Regions from separate parts of the Homo sapiens genome. Here region 1 is linked to region 2. Evidence: read pairs that join two places in POLR2A ChIA-PET (ENCODE). Cell type or tissue: Panc1. All regions are shown on one strand. Each heading gives the region's core, and the rest is flanking DNA. Links, peaks and the distances in the headings are about the cores only.

The links. ChIA-PET counts read pairs that join two places held together with the same protein. Peaks named below come from ENCODE experiments on the same cell type or tissue, not always from the same donor. Only the 100,000 strongest peaks of a DNase experiment are listed, where the experiment ranks them.
Region 1: POLR2A ChIA-PET joins it to region 2 with 6 read pairs; 3 of 35 experiments call an interaction of 5 or more read pairs at or near these places.

What each region holds. Positions count from the first base shown.
Region 1 is chr2:234,823,913-234,833,255 of GRCh38, reverse strand. LOC101927896 (a long non-coding RNA gene) reads left to right here. Exons shown (of 9, transcript XR_002959457.2): 5 at 8,143-8,323. Among named protein-coding and RNA genes, the nearest start is that of SH3BP4, 120 kb to the left of the region's middle. In Panc1, for the core only: no CTCF peak of the experiment used is centred there; no DNase peak of the experiment used is centred there; H3K27ac peaks cover 968 bases.
Region 2 is chr2:234,699,412-234,708,754 of GRCh38, reverse strand. All of the region lies in intron 2 of LINC01173 (long intergenic non-protein coding RNA 1173), which reads right to left. Among named protein-coding and RNA genes, the nearest start is that of LINC01173, 21 kb to the right of the region's middle. In Panc1, for the core only: no CTCF peak of the experiment used is centred there; a DNase peak (open chromatin) is centred at 3,397.

The DNA.
Region 1 (9,343 bases), core at 1,538-6,537, 130 kb before region 2:
TGGAGTGCAGTTGCATGGTCTTGGCTCACTGCAACCTCTGCGGTGCAGGTTCAAGCGATTCTCTTTCCTCAGCCTCCCTAATAACTGGGATTACAGGCACCTGCCACCGTGCCTGGCTAATTTTTGTATTTTTAGTGGAGACAGGGTTTCACCATAATGGTCAGGCTGGTCTTGAACTCCTGAACTCGTGATCCACCCACCTCGGCCTTCCAAAGTGCTGAGATTACAGGCGTGAGCCACCACGCCTGGCAATAAAGGGGAAATTTTTTTAAAAAGAAAATTTGCTAAACTAAGATGTGGCAATGGGAACAGTTAATACCATTGACTCTTTCCATGTAGATGCCTCCTATGTCCACACTCACCTCACATCAGGCGGGTGTTGGAGAGTGTGGGAATGTTAGGGATCCTCTAAAGAGAAAAAAAGAGAAGCTGGGTTGTGGATTCGTTTAGTTTGTGTTTAGTGATATGTATATATATGCAGTGTGCAGTCACTTTCATGTAGAGCCAAATGATTCTTAGCAAGGTTCACAAGCTCATTAGTGGCAGTTAGGGCTGGAAATCTGGTCAGTCTGATTTCAGCGATAATGACCTTAGCAGTGGCTTTCATGTGTTTAGGTCTAGAAATAGGCCTTTGATTTCTTAACTAAAAGGATAATGGTCTTTGTTAGCCATGTGCCAGTATTTAGCACAGCTTCCTACCTCCTTACTTGATCCCAGCAGTTTCTTGTTCGCTCATCCACTGTTACTTTACTTAAACTGTATTCTGTCAAACTGAATTCCTTGCTTTTGCCGAACTCTGTCTCAGCAAAGAGCATGTTCCTTATGCTCTTCCCTTGGCTTGAAATGGCCTTGCCCAGACATATCTGTATGGGAACTTATTTCTTTCTGATTTGATACAAAATACCAACACCGATGAAGATAACATCAACTCACAGTGTATTATTATAATGAAGACGTTGGTGATAAGCTGGTTAAAAAGTGTCATCAATTCAAAAGGTATTTAGCATAAGTTAATAGACTAGAAACACTGAAATGCCCCCAATTCTTTCTTACAACTCATGTATGAAATACATTTTATAGAGATTCCCCCAAACCTAATAACACTTAAAAAATTTACATGATATTACCAATAAAGTTTTGTGAAGTAGAAAGAAATTTTCATAAATGATCAATATTAAAAAACTAATTTCCTTCAACCATGCTAGAACTAAGGCTAAAAATATGTTTCTTGCTTTTTATAGAAAATAATATTATAAAGTTGTTGACATTAAAAGGCAGTGAGAGTATACAGCTAAAAATATGTGGAAAAAAGAAGATCATTATACAAGTGTGTCAGCTGGTTAATTAAAATATTGTTATTCTCGGTTATGTGACGTTTGTGTTATTTCTTGGTTATTTATTTAACAATTATAATTTATTATAATTTCTCCTCTTATTCAAAACAAGAATTTATTTTTATATCTAAAATATTAAATTTTGTGTTCTTTTTCTGAAAGCCTAACCCCATTGTACAAATGTCAGCCTGCATGTGACCTAGTATTTCTTCTGGTGCAGTGCAGCGGGAGGAGGACACTCTTCCCTAAGCATGTTTCACTGCTTTTCCGGCAATGTAGCTGACAGCTGAAGCCAGCCCAGATCCTCACAAAGGCCCCCACAGCCCTTCTGGGTTCTGTCTGCGGCTCCAGATCCTTGATTCTTGGGGTTGGCCTGGGGAAGTCAGACCTTGTCCCCTCTTGGGTTCCCTTTTCCATCTCCAGGGGCATGAACACAAAGTCTTCCCCGGAAGGATTCCTGTCTCTTTCACAAACCAAGTCATGTCCACAGAGCCCGAGGGTCCCTGCCTCAAGAGGCCTTGCCACAGCTGCTCCTGGTGACTCCATTGTGCCATTCTGATGAGTTCTGATGAGTCCCCCGTGATTTCTTGTCCACCTGTCATCTAGTGCACACTGCAGCCAGGTTTATCTCCCTGAAACATCATTTTTCATGCATCAGACCAGGACCCAAAATCTCCAGTGACACCTCCCACCCACTTCTCCAAAAGGAATAAAGTCCATACTTCTTTGCTTGGTGTTCCAGGTCATTCACAAACTTTCCTTGTCCTGACTTTGATGTGGAATCACAAATCCCTCTGCCTCCTCCTCGTCTCACATTTCCTTCAGCTGCACAGTCTTAGTCATTGTCCCCCAATTGGTGACATGAAAAGTTGTTTGTCCAAGTCTTGCCTCCCAGCTGACCTTGTGCTCACTGTCCTCTCCAGAGATCCACCGTGGTGAGTTCCCATGGAATGGTGTGTCCACTCCCTTCTCTCAGATGTTTACCATCTTTCATTATCTCCATGACTACTTTGATGATGAATTTTTATTATTTTTATTTTTGATTAAAAAAATTTTTGGAGACAGAGTCTCTAGCCCGTTGCCCAGGCTGGAGTGTGGTGGCATGATCAGGGCTCACTGCAGCCTCTACTTCCCAGGCTCAGGTGATCTCCCACCTCAGCCTCCCGAGTAGCTGGGATTACAGGCATGTGCTACCATGCCCAACTAATTTTTGTATTTTTTGTAGAGATGAGATTTCACCACGGTGCCCAGGTGTCTCAATCTCCTGGGCCTCAAGCGATCCTCCCACCCTGGCCTCCCAAAGTACTGGGATTACAGGTGTGAACCACTGCACCCAGCCTGATGATGAATATTTAAATTCCAAGACTGTGTGGTCTGAAATGTTGTGCTTAAACAACTTTGCTATTTCTTTAGAAAGTCTATTACATATCTAAAGAGGAAAGAATTTTCACAGATCTCTAAGCATGTCCACTTTTGCTAGATATCATTAAATAAGAAGACTTGCTAATCTGGCTCTTCAAACTTTCATTGTAAGCATTTAGTATTTATTTCTACTTCCCCAATAATCTATGTATCTGTGTATCTTTACACTGCATCTAGTGAAGCAAGCAACTGTATATTTAATCTACTGAAAAATCTTGAAGATACAAAAAACTATAAGAGGCCGGCCGCAGTGGCTCATGCCTGTAATCCCAGCACCTTGGGAGGCAGAGGAGGGTGGATCACTTAAGGCCAAGAGTTCGAGACCAGCCTGGCCAACATGGCAAAATCCCGTCTTTACCAAAAACACAAAAAAAATGTTAGCCAGGTGCGGCAGTGCACGCCTGTAGCTCCAGCTACTTAGGAGGCTGAGAATTGCTTGAGCCTGGGAGGCAGAGGTTGCAGTGAGCCTAGATCACTCCACTGCACTCCAGCCTGGGTGGAAGGCACGAGACTTTGTGGAAAGAAAGAAAGGAGAGAGAGAGAGAGAGAGAGAGAGAGAGAGAAAGAGAGAGAGAGAGACAGAAATGAAGGAAGGAAGGAGGAAAGAGAGGAAAGAAAGAAACAAAATTACAGAAGAAGCTTGGGATATATACGTTGTTTCTATTTACACTCATACTGAATCAGATACCTCTGCCCAGCATGTTTTCAGTGAATAAACAAGTCCTTACCATTAGCCTAGGTGTATACTGGTTGAGGAAAACCTACATCCTTACAGTCATTGTGCCGCTACAACCTTGAGACCCTTGAGCATGTACTGTCAGTGGCTGATGTTGTCTCTGATAAAGTGAGGCAGTAGAGATTTTATTCACCCAGAGGAAATAAACAGGCTAGTTTCCACATTGTAATAAGGTGAATTCAGAATCCCAGGTCTGAAGCCAGATGTTCTAAATGATCCCTTTGGGAAAAAATTAGGTAATCGTAGGCATGGTCTGCAGTGGCAGGCCTGGCCTGGGTACTTTTGGGAAGGAAAGAGAATGTTGATGAAGGTGAGAATGCAGGAGGCAGGAAGAAAAGAAAATGAAGAAGGCAAGAAAGACAAAAGAGAATACTGAATGAATAAGTGGATCTTGGCTTTATTAGTCTAGACTCTCTTAATTACAACTGATCGAAATACATTCAGACTACCTCAAGCAAAACAAAACAAACAAATGTTCCTCCCCTGAAGCATAATTGACTCATGATGGAAAAGTCTAGGTTGCCAGATTTCAGACATAGCCGAATCCAGGCACTGAAGTACCATCCTCAGGGCTCTGTGTCTACCCCTGTCCTTTGGCTCTGTTCTCAGCAGTGATTTGATTCTCCAGCCATGGCAGCAAGAATGGCCGTTGGCAGCTGCCGGTTTATGAGGTCTTTCTAGCTTGAGAACCCTGCAGGGTGGGAGGCTACCCGTTCCCGGTCGTGTGCATATGTCAGTTTTCATGCAGGATACCTGTTGGTTCTGCTGACGCCTGTGCCTACTCACTGGAGAGGGTTTAAGGAGTCACGACCGGCCAGACCTGGCCACATGACATCCTGGAAGCCAGGGGTGGATGAGACGGAAGCTGCCTTTGCAAAAATTGTGACTGAGAGAAATCTGACCTAACCGACTCCATCTTGCTTCTAACCTCCAAGCGGCCCTTGTTCATTCCTGGGCATAGGCCAAAGTAACTTTGGGAGGAATTTAGTTTATAGTTCAACTTTGAAACAAAGATGATAACAGCCCCTCCCCAAAACAAGGTCTGGTGACCAGGCAAGGTCACCAGATTGCCTTTGTAAAACTAACAAATTAGCCACAAGATTAGAAATTATGGCTCAGGAGTTACACAGCCACAACCCACAAGATTCCTAACCTCCCTAGTTGCTCCTGTAGATAACGTTACCATTGTGAAAGCTGAGATTGGTGTGGAAGGTATTTTTCAGATCCTGCATTCCAGTGGACCAGCTGGCAGCACCCAGACCAGTAAACTCACCTGGCCTTGTGGACCCCACCCAGGAATGGACTCAGTGCAAGAGGACAGCTTTAACCCCTGTGATTCCATCTCTGACCCAACAATCAGTCTTCCCCTTTCCCTAGGCCTTGCCTGCCAAACGATCTTTAAAAAATTCAGCCTCCAGATTTTCGGGGAGGCTGATTTGGGTAATAATACAACTCTGGTCTCCCATTTAGCTGGCTCTATGTGTATTAAACTCGTTCTCTATTGCAATTCCCCTGTCTTGATAAATCAGCTCTATCTGTGCAGTGGGCAAGAAGAACTTGTGGGGTGGTTACTACATAGCAAATGACACCAGAACCATGCAGAATGGAACAGAGACTGTTCCCCCAAAGGAAGTGAGTTCATTTCCTGGTATAAAGTATAGGTGAATTCAGTTTTTGTGATTATGGCGGGGGTGCAGGAAGGCATTTCAATATTTCTCCAACGGCCCCAGCAGGAGAGGCACACTCTTAAGGAATGCCCTGAGGATCCTACCTGCTTCTTGAATGTTTATTACAGGGAAAACGGAATGTGTGTGCTGCTGAGCATACTCTGTTCCTATGGCCTCCAGGTGAATTTTGCTCAATGGACTAGAATTAAATTTGGAGTCTTGAAAAGAAAAGTGAAACTTATTGGGCATAATTGTTACTTGTTAAATATTAGCTGGAAAAACTATTATGACAAAGTTAATGAAGAAATAAAAATCATTAATTGAGCACAAACACACACCCTGCTAGTCTAGTGTCTGATTTTATCACCTCTGGGTTACCTGGTGTCAGCAGGGCAGGGACCAGGTGAGTCAAGGGAGGCACTCTGGGCACAACATTTAAGGAAGCACTCACTCTTAGGCTCTCACAAATGCAAGATCTGCTCCTGAGAGTGAGTGCCTCTTTAAATTTTTCCAACCTGAAAGCCTCTCTTAAGGAAGCATTCACTCTCAGAGCTGAGCCTACATTTGTAAGGGCCTGGGAGTGAGCACCTCCTTAAATGCTGTGCCCTGAGCACCTGTCTGGGCTTGCCCTAACCTGGTTGTGGGTGGGACAGGGATGCTTCCTAGAGATGATGGTGGGATGCAGCGTGGCTCTTATGGAAAGCTGATGTTTAAGTTGGTTGCACAAGTCAAAAAAATGGTCCAGAACAGAAACCAAATCCAAATATTCATAGATTTCAAGACCAAGTATTTCAGTGCAGAAGTCATTGCAAAAGCCAAGAGTGGGATCCAATGACAGAAGAAGTGGTAACAGAAGCTGAGTCCAAAAGATGAAGGGGTAAGTGTAGAAGCCAGGTGTTAAATAGGAAAGGCAAGACCCAAACATGCAGATCAAAGCACAGACCACCATGAGGGGGGAGATAGACAGGATCGTCACAATTCCACACTTTATTTGTTGTGTAATATTTCATCATGAGAATATAGCATAAGTATTTTTGGTAACAGCCTTATTGAGGTATAATGTTATTTTGAGACAAGGCCTGCCTCTGTGACCTGGGCTGGAGCGCAGTGGCGTGATCCCGGCTCACTGCAACTGTTGAGATATAATTGACATGCCATATAATTCACCCATTTAAAGTATGCACTTCAGTGGTTTTTAGGATAATCACGGAGTTGTGCAACTATCACCACAATATCAGAACATTTTCATCACTCCAAGAGAAGCCATACTCCTTAGTTATCACCTCCAGCTGTCCTATTCCCCTCAGCCCTAGGCATCCACTAGCATAATTCCTTTTTAAATATTTGCATTGTTGATTATTTGGCTTGTTTGCAATATTTCACAATTACAAGCAGTGGTCCATAGGATAGTCGTAGAGGAAGCATATATTTCCCCTATGACCACTGCTGCTTTCAGGTGGGTCCCATCAATGGAAGTGCCTTGCGCCTCGATGAGCCCCATGCCGGGATGGGGGTGGAGAGGAGGACCAGGGGCAGAATGTGGTTGCCAGGGTAGTGAGTCCTGGAGTAATGTGAGAAGTGTTTCCAGAGTGGGAGGAGGTGGAAAGGGTTGAGGGAGCAAGATAGGAAAGGACAAAAAAAAAAAAAAAGAAAAAAGAAATCCACAATGAAAGGATTGAGTGGAAATTCTTCAGTGTTCTGGTGAGTGGTCAAAGGATATTTTTAAAAAGGAAAGATGCCCAATGACCAGTGCAGAGTTGGTCATGTTGCTGTGTTGCGGATCCCTCTTCACGTTGCCTCCTTTCACCCATGCCAGTCTTCTGTGGTGGCTGCGGCACTCATGAATGCTTGGAAAAGTGTGTGTGTGTGTGTGTGTGTGTGTGAGAGAGAGAGAGCACAGGCGTGTGTGTGTGAGCACAGGTGTGTGTGTGTGAGCACAGGTGTGTGAGCTTGGAAAGGTGTCTGAGCATAGGTGCGTGTGCACAGGTGTGTAGGTGTATGTGTCAACGAAGACACTGAGTTTCCTTTCATAGTGGACATGATGGCAGTGAAGTCAATGTGTGCAGAAGCAAGAGCCTGAGGACTGAGGTGACCAGGAGAAGCTGCGTCTCCTTAAAATGCACAAAGTCCTGGCAAGGCTGTGGTGGAACTGAAGAGCTCAATGAATGCTAATCAGATCTCCTCAAGCAGCAGCAATGCCTTGGCTGCTGTCTGGATTACATATCTTTGTGACAATATTGCTTCCAACACTAAAGATGCTGTTTCCAAAGGCATTTTCCCAGGACTGAGATTACTGATCCAACACGAAGTAAGACTTTTGTGACTTGTGAAATGTGAATGGTGTTCCCAAAGGATCGCATCAATGTCCAGGACCACCAGCAATGTATGTGTGCACCAGTTCTGGCACATCTGCTCCAGACACGTGACAATTCAGGAGTTAAAAATCTCTTTGCGTTGCTGTTTTCAGTCATGTTTCAGTGATTGACACCCCGATAGCCTTCATTTCTAAGGTAGGGGATATTTTCTCTGAGAAATTGTCACCTTCATACAAAGTCTCAAGAGAGTAAGTTACCAGAATTAAGATGACATATTTGGATCTTAGATTCACAGTGATTTGTGAGTTTTTCACTTATACTTCTCAGACACAATTCAGCCCAGATCATGTGGAAAGACATGTTTGGAAAGAGGAAAACAGCTGGGATAAAATCTTTATTTTGACAGGCAAAATAAAATGGTGCTAATGTCCAAACACGTCTGGACTGTTAATGCTTCTAAAAATGGTCTCCACTTTAGGAAATGATATACATTTTTACACTAAAGGAAATAAATATTTTCTCATAGTCAAACTTAATGTCATTAACTAGACAAGTGAAGAGGGTCATAGATCTTTCTGTAGTTTATACTATAGCTTTGCTTAATAAGACTTAGAGATAGCAACTTGAACTTAATCACATATTATAGTTTTTTTTTTTTTTTTTTGCAGGAAATTTCTTTTAGAATGTAATAAATGCTTAAAGAAGAATTATACTGTGAGTAGAACAGCATGCAGCCTGGCACTTAGCAAGTGATCGAGAAATAATTCATGAGTGAATGAATGAACAGATGACAGATGTAACCAAAAATCAAAACTAAAATCACTTCTGAAGTCGAGGATGCACTTCTCAGTAAGTAACTTTGGTTATGATATCTCTGGTCCTTAAGGAAGAATTCTGGCTGGGCACAGTGGCTCATGCCTGTAATCCCAGCACTTTGGGAAGCCAAGGAGAGTGGACCACTTGAGACCAGGTGTTTGAGACCAGCCTGGCCAACATGGTGAAACCCCATCTCTACTAAAAATACAAAAATTAGCCAGGTGTGGTGGTGGGTGCCTCTAATCCCAGTTGCTTGGGAGGCTGAGGCAGGAGAATCGCTTGAATCCAGGAGGTAGAGGTTGCAGTGAGCCGAGATCATGCCACTGCACTCCAGCCCAGGTGACAGAGACCTGTTTCAAAATAATAATAATAATAATAATAATAATAATAATAATTTCTGAGAGTATATTGTCTCTTCTCCTTAGTTACAACACTGTGCTCTTTCTGGAGCTTAGTTTGATGGTCTTAATTTAAATTATGCCAATAACAAGCATTTTTGAGGAAGTGAGTTGATAACACAAATGCTTCTATGTGTGCAACGAGATCGCATTCTTAAAAAAACACATAACTTATTCTGTATCTGGGAGCAGATTCCATGTTATGAGGCTGTTTTTCAGGCCAGTGCTCCTGCTGTGTGGGCCCATTTAGCACAATTCCTCTGTGGGATTGCAGATGTGTCATAATTTCTAGGCACAAACTAATGTCAATCTGCTTGCACTTAAGTCCTCTGTTGTTAAACTAAATCATTTCCTCCTTTTCAGGCATTTTTCTCATCTGGATTTAACATAGATCTGTTCTCACACAAACATCTGTGGAATGAGCCTGGACATTGCTACGGAGGGCTGGTTAGAGGAGGAGGAAAGAAAGAATAATGGCTAATCATTAAGTTGCAGTGTGGGTGTTTGGTTGGGAAGAACCAGCTGGCGGAGGAATGGATACTACCTCTGACTCAGAGACATGGGCAGTGACCCCTATTGTCTGGCCAAGAAGGAGTCACATGTCTTTGGTGACTTCTTTGTTTACACTCAGAGTTTAACTATGAGGCAGAAATGG
Region 2 (9,343 bases), core at 2,633-7,632:
GGCACAGGGTCTCACAGAGACTCAGTGTTCAATGAATATTTATTGATTGAAACAAATGAATCCTTTGGTAGTCTGACTCCATGTATTTAGCAATTGTAACATTTATGCTAGCCAAATCAGTGTCCTGGTACCACTTGCTATTCTTGAATATGATATAAAAATTTCTGTTGAGTCCCTGGTGCATACAATAAGGTAAGTTTCCAAATTTAGAATTGCATAATCATTTTTACACAACTTAAGAGGCAGATGCGAGAAGAATCCATGTAATGTGCTGAACATCATGCAGCTGCGCAATTGCTTTGGACTTTCTGTTTTATAGAGACAACGGCTTTCCCTGAATTTCTGAAGGAATGCACATTTTCTTGCCTAAGAGCTAGCAGCGAGTGGCTGCCGTGACAGTTTTAGCAACTGAATGCATCCTGGGCTGAATCTCGAGATTTGGTGGATAATAGACTGGTGGCCTGCTGTGCACTGTTGCAATGCCGAGCATTCACCCATACAGCCCCTCACGGGAATCACTTGATGGCTGGCATTACTGGGAGCTGTCTCGCCTAACAGCAGCTTCATAGAATGTATTCCCATCACTCTTAAGAGAAATGTCTGGGGGGAAGAGGGGAGAGCTGCAGGCTAAAGCTGCGGGGCTGTTTCTAACAAAAATATGTCTAAGATATATATATATATGCACCTAGATGGATAAGTGTAGCAGACAGCCACCCACCTGCTGTGGTTCTAGAGTGACTGTCCCCAGCCCCCAGAGGACAACTGCACTTGCTTTGCTTTTGGAAATTCTCTATTGTGCTCATGCCTTTTATTCTATAAGCAGAGTTAGGGCTTAAAATGTAAATGCCATCTGACCCAGTAATTTCACTCCAAGGCAAATAACAAAGGTTGATATCAAAAGACATTCCCTGCAAGATCATTTAAAATGGAAAAATATGCAAGGTACTCAAATGCCCAGTAAGGAGAAGCAAATCATATATGTGCAGCAAACGTAAGAGGTTTCCCAAAATTTAACATGTAAAGATATTCATAATATATTCTTAAGTGACATGAAGCAAAAATAATATAAAATTGTGCTGATGGAAAGTTTACAATTATGTAATGTGTACAAACATACAGGCACATGCGTGCACACACATAAACATACACACACACATTCACATGCACAGCCTGGTTCTAAGACTACATCAAGGTTGCTGTCCAGTCCCACTACTGGGTATGTATCCAAAGACAGTGAAATCAACACGTTGAGGAGATATCTTCACTCTTATGTTCATTGCAGTGTCATTCACAATAGCTGAGATATGAAAACAAACTAAATGTATGTTGATGTACCACTAAATGTGGTATATATACGTCATGGAATACTATTCACAAATGTTGTCATTTGTGACAACATGGATGAACCGGGAGGACATTATGTTAAGTGATATAAGCCAGGCACAGAAAGACAAATACTGCATGATCTCACTTAATATGTGGAATCTGAAAAAGCCAAACTCACAGAGGTAGAGACCAGGGGCTGGGTGTGGGTGGGTATGGAGAGGCTGCTCAAAGGGCACAAAGTTTCAGCACGGGATAAGCTTTTGCGATCCATTGCATAGCACGGTGACTATAGTTAATAATGCAATGTGCATTTCAAAGTTGTTCAAAGATTTTTTTTTTTTTTTTTTGAAGACAGGGTCTCACTCTGTTACCCAGGCTGGAATGCAGTGGTGCAATCTCGGCTCACTGCACCTTCAACCTCCTGGGCTCAAGCAATCCTCCCACCTCAGCCTCCTGAGTAGTTGGGACTACAACTGCACACCACCACACCCGGCTAATTTTTGTATTCTTTTGTAGAGGTGGGGTTTCACTGTGTTGCCCAGGCTGGTCTTGAACTCCTGGGTTTAAGTGACCCTCCCTTCTTGGCCTCCTGAAGTGTTGGAATTACAGGCATGAGCCACTGTGCCCAGCCAAGAACAGATTTTAAATGTTTCACAACAACAAAATAAGTATGTGAAGTGATATGTTAATTAGCTGGATTAATTCATTCCATAATGTATATATAATCAAAACATTACATTGTACCCTATAAATATATATAATTATTATTTGTCAATTAAGAATATATTTAAAAAGAAGTAAAGAGATTGACTGTGGAGCTGGTGGCATCCCTGCCCCCTACCCCAACACCCCACTTCTCAAGTATGTGTCTCCTTTCCTGAGTAACTGGCAAGGCCTTTGAAGGGGGAACTGGGGAGGGAGGAGTGCAAGGTAAAATTTATGAGACTATTTTTCCAAAGACAGATGACAAAATTCAAAATAAATTGGGACAAGGGATGTTTTTTCCCTCTCCTGCAGAACTATAGACTTGGGCCATGATTGAGTAGGGCCTGAAGAAAGCACAGTTCTGCTTGGCCCTTGCCGGTTTGGGGCTGCTATAGGGGCTCTTTGGTGAAGGGGGGTGATGTCTTCTTGGATGGCAGTGGCCGTGGTGCTGAGGAGTGTTGCTTGTGCCCTAGAAATCACAAGATGACTGGTGTGAAAGTCACTTCTTCCCCTGTGTGAGAGCCCCTTGTGGATGCCCAAAATCAACTGGGGAGAATGGGAGAGTGAGAGTAAATGAGCGAGGAGAATTGGGGAACAAATAGTGCTGGTACCTCCTGAGAACCCATGTACAAGGAGGACCCAGCGATGTTTGAGAGGCCTGTTTAGACCAAAGGCTACAAGAAAGTGCATCAACATGTAAAGAAAGATGATCTTCTTACTTTGGGAGTATCCATCCTTTTAATTTTTTTCTTATACTTTTCATATATTTAAGTTTTTGAAAGTAAGCATGTGTATTAGTCCATTCTTGCATTGCTATAAAGAAATATCTGAGACTGATCCTGGCTAACACGGTGAAACCTCATCTCTACTAAAAATACAAAAAATTAGCCGGGCATGGTGGTGGGCGCCTGTAGTCCCAGCTACTCAGGAGGCTGAGACAGGAGAATGGCGTGAACCCAGGAGACGGAGCTTGCAGTGAGCCGAGATGGCACCACTGCACTCCAGCCTGGGGGACAGAGCAAGACTCTGTCTCACACACAAAAAAAAGAAAAAAAAATATATATATATATATATCTGAGACTGGGTAATTTATAAAGAAAAGAAGTTTAATTGGCTCATGGTTCTGCAGGCTGTACGGGAAGCATAGTGTCTTCTAGTGAGGCCTCAGGAAACTTACAATCATGGCGGAAGGCAAAGGGGAAGCAGGCACGTCTCACATAGCTAGAGCAGGAGGAAGAGGAGAGGGGAGAGGTGCCACACACATTTAAGTGACCAGATCTCTCACTTGCATTAATTACCACTTTCAGATACGTAACTTCCTAGAAGAGAAGGCAAGAGGGCAGGCAGAGGTGAGTAATGGTGGAAATAATGCTAATTTACCCGGGATGATGTCATCTGTGGTTCTGGCTAGGGCCAAGTGAGTATGACAGCATAGATGAGTAGGTGTGTGGCTGAAGCTTTGTACCAGGCTCACCTCTGTCTTGTTCTCAGGTCCCCAGTACTGTTGAGACCGCAGGGTGGAAGCTGTAGAGTGGTCAGCATTTGGATGCCACATACTGCAATCACCCCTGGTTGTAGATGGGAAAATGAGGCATGGCCTGTATGCTGACTGTCTCACAGCTGCTCAGCAACTAGCGGCTCCACATTCTCTTCCTCCTATCTCACCCTGAACAGGCTGCCTCAATTTTTCACACTGAAATCCAATCATGGCCAAAGCAATTTGGGACTAAGCAGAAAACCTTCCCCCTGCCCCCTCTGCAGAAGCTGGATTCTTAGTGACATGTACTCTCAATAAGAAGCTCAATTTTTTCTTGGCTATGAATGAAAGTGATATGATTATACTTATGAAGCCTGTGCCTACAGCTTCTATCAAAGTAGTAACGACACTTTGGAAGGGGAAAGGAAGGTGTAACATTCTAAGCATTAGTCCATATTTCAGAGAATTCATAGCTTTTGGATTTCGTGGTATTTGAATAAGAAAAGAAAAACAACTTGAGTTATTTAAAGCTATATAGATACACTTACAAATAATTAATGTAAGCATAAACACACCCTTATTCAGTTTCTCCCCTCATTTTGATATTCCATATTATTAAGCCAAACCTCCCAGAACCCCCTGCTACCACACCATCTACCTTAAAGATCATTACATTTGTAAAAAGAAAATTCAGTTACTGGGTTAAAATTCTTCTGAACTCTGGCTGGGTGTGATGGCTCACGCCTGTAATCCCAGCACTTTGAGGCCGAGGCAGGTGGATCACAAGGTCAGGAGTTTGAGACCAGCCTGACCAACATGGTGAAACCCTGTCTCTATTAAAAATGCAAAATGTAGCCAGGCATGGTGGCGCGTGCCTGTAATCCCAGCTACTCAGGAGGCTGAGGCAAGAGAATTGCTTGAACCTGGGAGGCGGAGGTTGCAGTGTGATGAGATCGTGCCATTGCACTCCAGCCTGGGCGACAGAGCAAGACTCCGTCTCAAAAAAAAAAAAAAAAAAAAGAAAGAAAAAATACTTCTGAACTCAAAACATTTGGCCTGCCTTGTTAACGACATTCATCTGTGCATTCCTTTCTGGAAGCTTGTTTCAGCAGAAGTGTGTGGGTATCTAAGCAACCTTTGAGGCTTTGGGTGGAGTGGCATTAGCTTCAGCACCAAACAGCATGGTTCTTGGTTCTGAGTGCCCATTTGAAGGACCTTGAAGCTTTTTAAAAGTACAGGTCTCCCAGCCCAGGTAAACTGATCCTGAATCTCCAGGGCTGAAGCCCTGGGCACCTGCAGCGATTGAAATTCCCCGCTGTGCTGTGCACGCTCTGGGAGGACTGAGGACTACCCAAGCAGAAGCAGTTTTTCAGCTAGATGCTGACAGTCTGGAGTCCCTTGCTCCTTGTAAAGGCAAAACGAGCTACTACTAGAGCATCTTGAGTAAAAAGAATGAAGCGCCAGAAAAATAATAAGAAAGTTAAAAGATAATTCACATTCTGCTGCCCGTGTTCCTTTTGAATTAAGTTTATTTTAGGAACAGGCTTATCAAATTTGCCTGGAAGACACTACTGTCAGTTTCCATGATATTTTATGAGCTGCCATTATTCTTCCTCTACTGAGAACGCCCTCCCTGAATGTGTCTGCCTTTGTGGAGTGAAGCAAACACAACTGTTTATGCATCATGGTCCCAGCATGAAATTCAGCTCCTCCTTTATCTCTCTCACGTCCATCCCCCTCCCACCACCCAAGCTGAGGTCAGTTAGGATGTCCATTCATGAGTGGAGAAGACTTTTCTGGAAGGGTCTTGCATGGCAGTGGTGCAGAAGCTGAATAGAGACAGCTTGGTGCTGTCAGGCGCCTGGAGAGCTCGTTCCTTGAAGTCATCTTCCCTGTCTAGTCCCAGCCCCTTGCCTGCCTCCCCTCCCTCTCCCCACTTCCCCTGGTCTTCCCTGCTCTTCCTCCTTTCTCTCCCTCACTCTCAGGTGGGGCAGCTTTCCCTCCTCTGAAGCAGGGTGCCTGCCCACGTGCAGCCCTCAGGGGACACAGCTGCCCCCACCCACCCACCTAGAGAGGATCCTGAACAAACACCAGCGTCTGTCTCAAAGGACTTTCCACCCCAGGTCTCAGGATAATAAACATTCCACCACCTCTTTGCACATACCACCCACCCTGCAAGTTCACGTCTGTCCTTCCTTCTCTTCTGCCTCGGGGCTTTGGCTCCCTCCCAGACACGCCTGGCTTCACCCATTCATTCCTCCATCATCTGTTTACTAAGCACCATGTGCTAAGCACTGGCCCTGTCCTTGTGCAAAGGGGCAAGTCGGAAACCCCTGCAGTAACCTCACGAACAGTGGGGACATCGCCGCATGCCCCAGGTCTGGTCTTCAATGAAAGCTTCCTCCAGGAGAGCCCTAGAGCACTGGGCCCTTTCCCACAGCCGGGCTGTGCCAAGGGCAACTCTGACCCCCGGGGTAGGTGGGCGACTGTGGCATGAGTGTGACTGAGGAGATGTGCTGAGTGTTCGAGGGGTGTGAACATGTGTGAGTGTGAGTGTGCCAGGGGGCCAGGGGCTGTGAGTGCACCTGAGTGAGAAGGTGGGAGGGTGTGTGTGTATGAGGATGTGTGGCTCCAAGGGGCTTGATCTTTGGAATCATCTGCACCTGGATTCCATCCTGATTTGGCCACTTTTGGGGCTGTGAGCTTGGTGTCTCAGGCTTCAGTTTCTCCTCCGAGAGGTGAGGTGGCGGAGCATCTGTATTAGTCTGTTTTCATGCTGCTGATAAAGACATACGCGAGACTGGATAATTTATAGAGAAAACGCGGTTTAATGGACCACAGTTCCACATGGCTGGGGAGGCCTCAATCACAGTGGAAGGTGAAAGACATGTCTTACATGGCAGCAGACAAGAGAGAGAATGAGAGCCAAGCAAAAGGTGTTTCCCCTTATAAAACCGTCAGATCTCATGAGACTTATTCACTACCATGAAAGCAGTATGGGGGAAACTGCCCCCATGATTCAATCACCTCCCACCGGGTCCCTCCCACAGCACATGGGGATTGTGGGAGCTAGGATTCAAGATGAGATTTGGGTAGGGACACAGCCAAACCATATCAGTATCCCTCCTGTGGGAGTGGCAGCGAGGAAACCTCTGCAGGACCCTTGCCAGCGTACCCAGGACCCCAGGCCAGCGTTCCCAGGGCCTGTTCTGAGCTCCCTTGAGGGTGAAGCACCTTCTCCCTGTAAACGCCAGCTTTGCTCCAACTGCTAGAACAGGCTTCCTGCTCCTCCAGCCAGACCCACCCCGGCCACGTCTCTGACCCCCGTCCCCCGACCCCATGGCTCTGATTCTCACCTCCTTCATCCTACCCCTAAAGTTGTCAAATCTCCCATAGAGCTGTCCATCCACAGTTCTGGCTCTTCTATTCCTCAGGCCCACTCACCCCAGGCTCCTGGGCAGGTTTGGCCAATGGTAGGCCCCAGAGGAAGATTAGGGATGAGCGGGAGGAGGGGGTGCTGGTCCGCATCACCTCTCTGCTCACTGCTGGGTCTCTGGCAGCAGCTCCCAAAGGCAGCCCACCACACTCCATCTCCAGCCCCAGCTTTCCGGCCCCAAACATCACCACTGCCCAGCCTCTCTCCAGCAAGGTGGCTGTGACTGTCAGACATGCCAGCCCCGGGTTACTCAGCTTGCCCTGCTGGCTCCTCACCTCCTCTGCCAGCTGTGCAGTAAGAGCCCCGCGTTGCATTCTCTCTATTTGAAATCCCTGCAGAGGTTTTGCTTTTGTTAATGTGGCTTTAACAGACACATCTAGTTTGGGTTTCTTTGTTTTGTTTGTTTTTTGTTTTTTGTGTTTTTTTGTTTGTTTGTTTGTTTCTTTTTATTTTGAGACAGAGTCCTACTCTGTCACCCAGGCTGGAGTGCAGTGGTGCGATCGCAACACACTGCAACCTCTGCCTCCTGGGTTCAAGCGATTCTCGTGCCTCAGCCTCCCCAGTAGCTAGGATTACAGGCACACACCACCACACCTGGCTAATTTTTGTATTTTTAGTAGACAGGGGGTTTCACCATGTTGGCCAGGATGGTCTCGAACTCCTGACCTCAGGTGATCCACCTGCCTCAGCCTCCCAAAGTGCTGGGATTACAGGCGTGAGCCACCGCACCTGGCTGGCACATCTAGTCTTTAAAAGGAACCCTCAAATCTGTCCTTTGGCGCTGCCTCACCCTCTGTCTGCACTCTGTCTCACCCTTTCCCTCACAACACCTCTTGAGAGCATCACCACCACTCCCTTGTCCATCAGGGTTCTCTTCCAAAGTGGAGGGGATGCTGTGCCCAGCTCTGCTCTTCCTCTCTTCCGCAGATCACCTCACTGGCTCTCGGAATGGCTGAGGCATTTTACGCATGACCCCCAGGAGGAGAGAAGCAGCACTATCAGAACGTGACAGACTTTCCAGAATTTTATGAAATTCTTCTAGTCGCTGGTATAGTTTGACTTTTTCTAGCGTTGAAACCTAACCCCCAGGTGATGGTATTAGGAGGTGGGGCCTCTGGGAGGTGATTATGTCATGGGACTGGAGCCCTCACAAATGGGATTAGTGCCCTTCTCAAAGAGGCCCCTAAGAGATCCCTCAGCACTTCCACCCCATGAGGACACAGTGAGAAGGTGCTGTCTCAGAACCAGAAAATGGGCCCTTGCCAGACATGGAACCTGCTGGTGCCCTAATCTTGGTCTTCCCAGCCTCCAGAGCTATCCAAAATATATTTCTGTTGTTTATCGGCTACCCAGTTTATGATATTTTTCTATAGCAGTCCAAAAGAACTAAGACACCATGTATGGTAATGATAATAAAAATCACTGTCATCGTGTAACACATTTTCTGCACATAGTGTATATTAGACATCACTCCACTACATGTGTGACAGTTAACATTTATCCTATGATATGTATGTATCCTATGATACAGGAACCAGTCTTTTATCCTCATCCCTTTAAATGAGGAAACCAGGGCCAAAAGGATTCAAAAGTCAGAGAACCCACTGTATGCCTATCCTGACTTCAGTTTTCCTCCTCAGCTTAACTCCTCAACAAAGTCACGCTTACCTGGTGTCCCATGACATATTTGCTAACCTACAGGTGGGAACTGAGGCATAGTGAGTGAGTGGGTGCCAGAGAATGCCTTGAATAGTCAATTAGCATAGGGCTTGGGGCCTGGGAGTGCACCAGGTGGGGCATTTCTTACCCAGGCTTATGGCATGTGGAGTTGGTGAGAATTACTTTTAATCACCTAAAACAATACAAATTGTGTACCAAGGTAAATGCTGCAACCAGGTCATCAAGCCAAGGGGGAATCTTCTGGGGTAGATGGCATAGCTGGACACTGAAGGAGCAGACAGCTTTGGGAGCAGCCGGCGACTGGGTCCAGAGGGCCTGTGGTCATTCTCAGCTGCTGTATGGGTGTCCTCTGTGCTCTGTCCCATGGTGGCCTGCCCAGACATTCCATGTATTGTGCACTCTGCTACCCAGGCCTGAGCAGGCAGGGCCAGTGCCACAGATGATGGGAATGGGCTTGAAGTTTCAAAGTCTTGGGGAGCTGGTCGGGAGTGTGGTGCTGGGCTTGGGTGCTTGGGTATGGGGGCTGGGGCTCCCAGACAGTTGCCTGCCTTACCTGTGCCTGGGCCTTCTGGAATGCACCATACCCTTCCGTGAGCCTCATGATCCAGGCCACAGCCATGCCTCTGATCTGCTCTCCCACCACCTCCCCTCACTCACTTTGCTGCAGTCTCACTGGCCTATGATTTGTTCCTATTTCAGGTGTGCTTCTCTTTGCATTT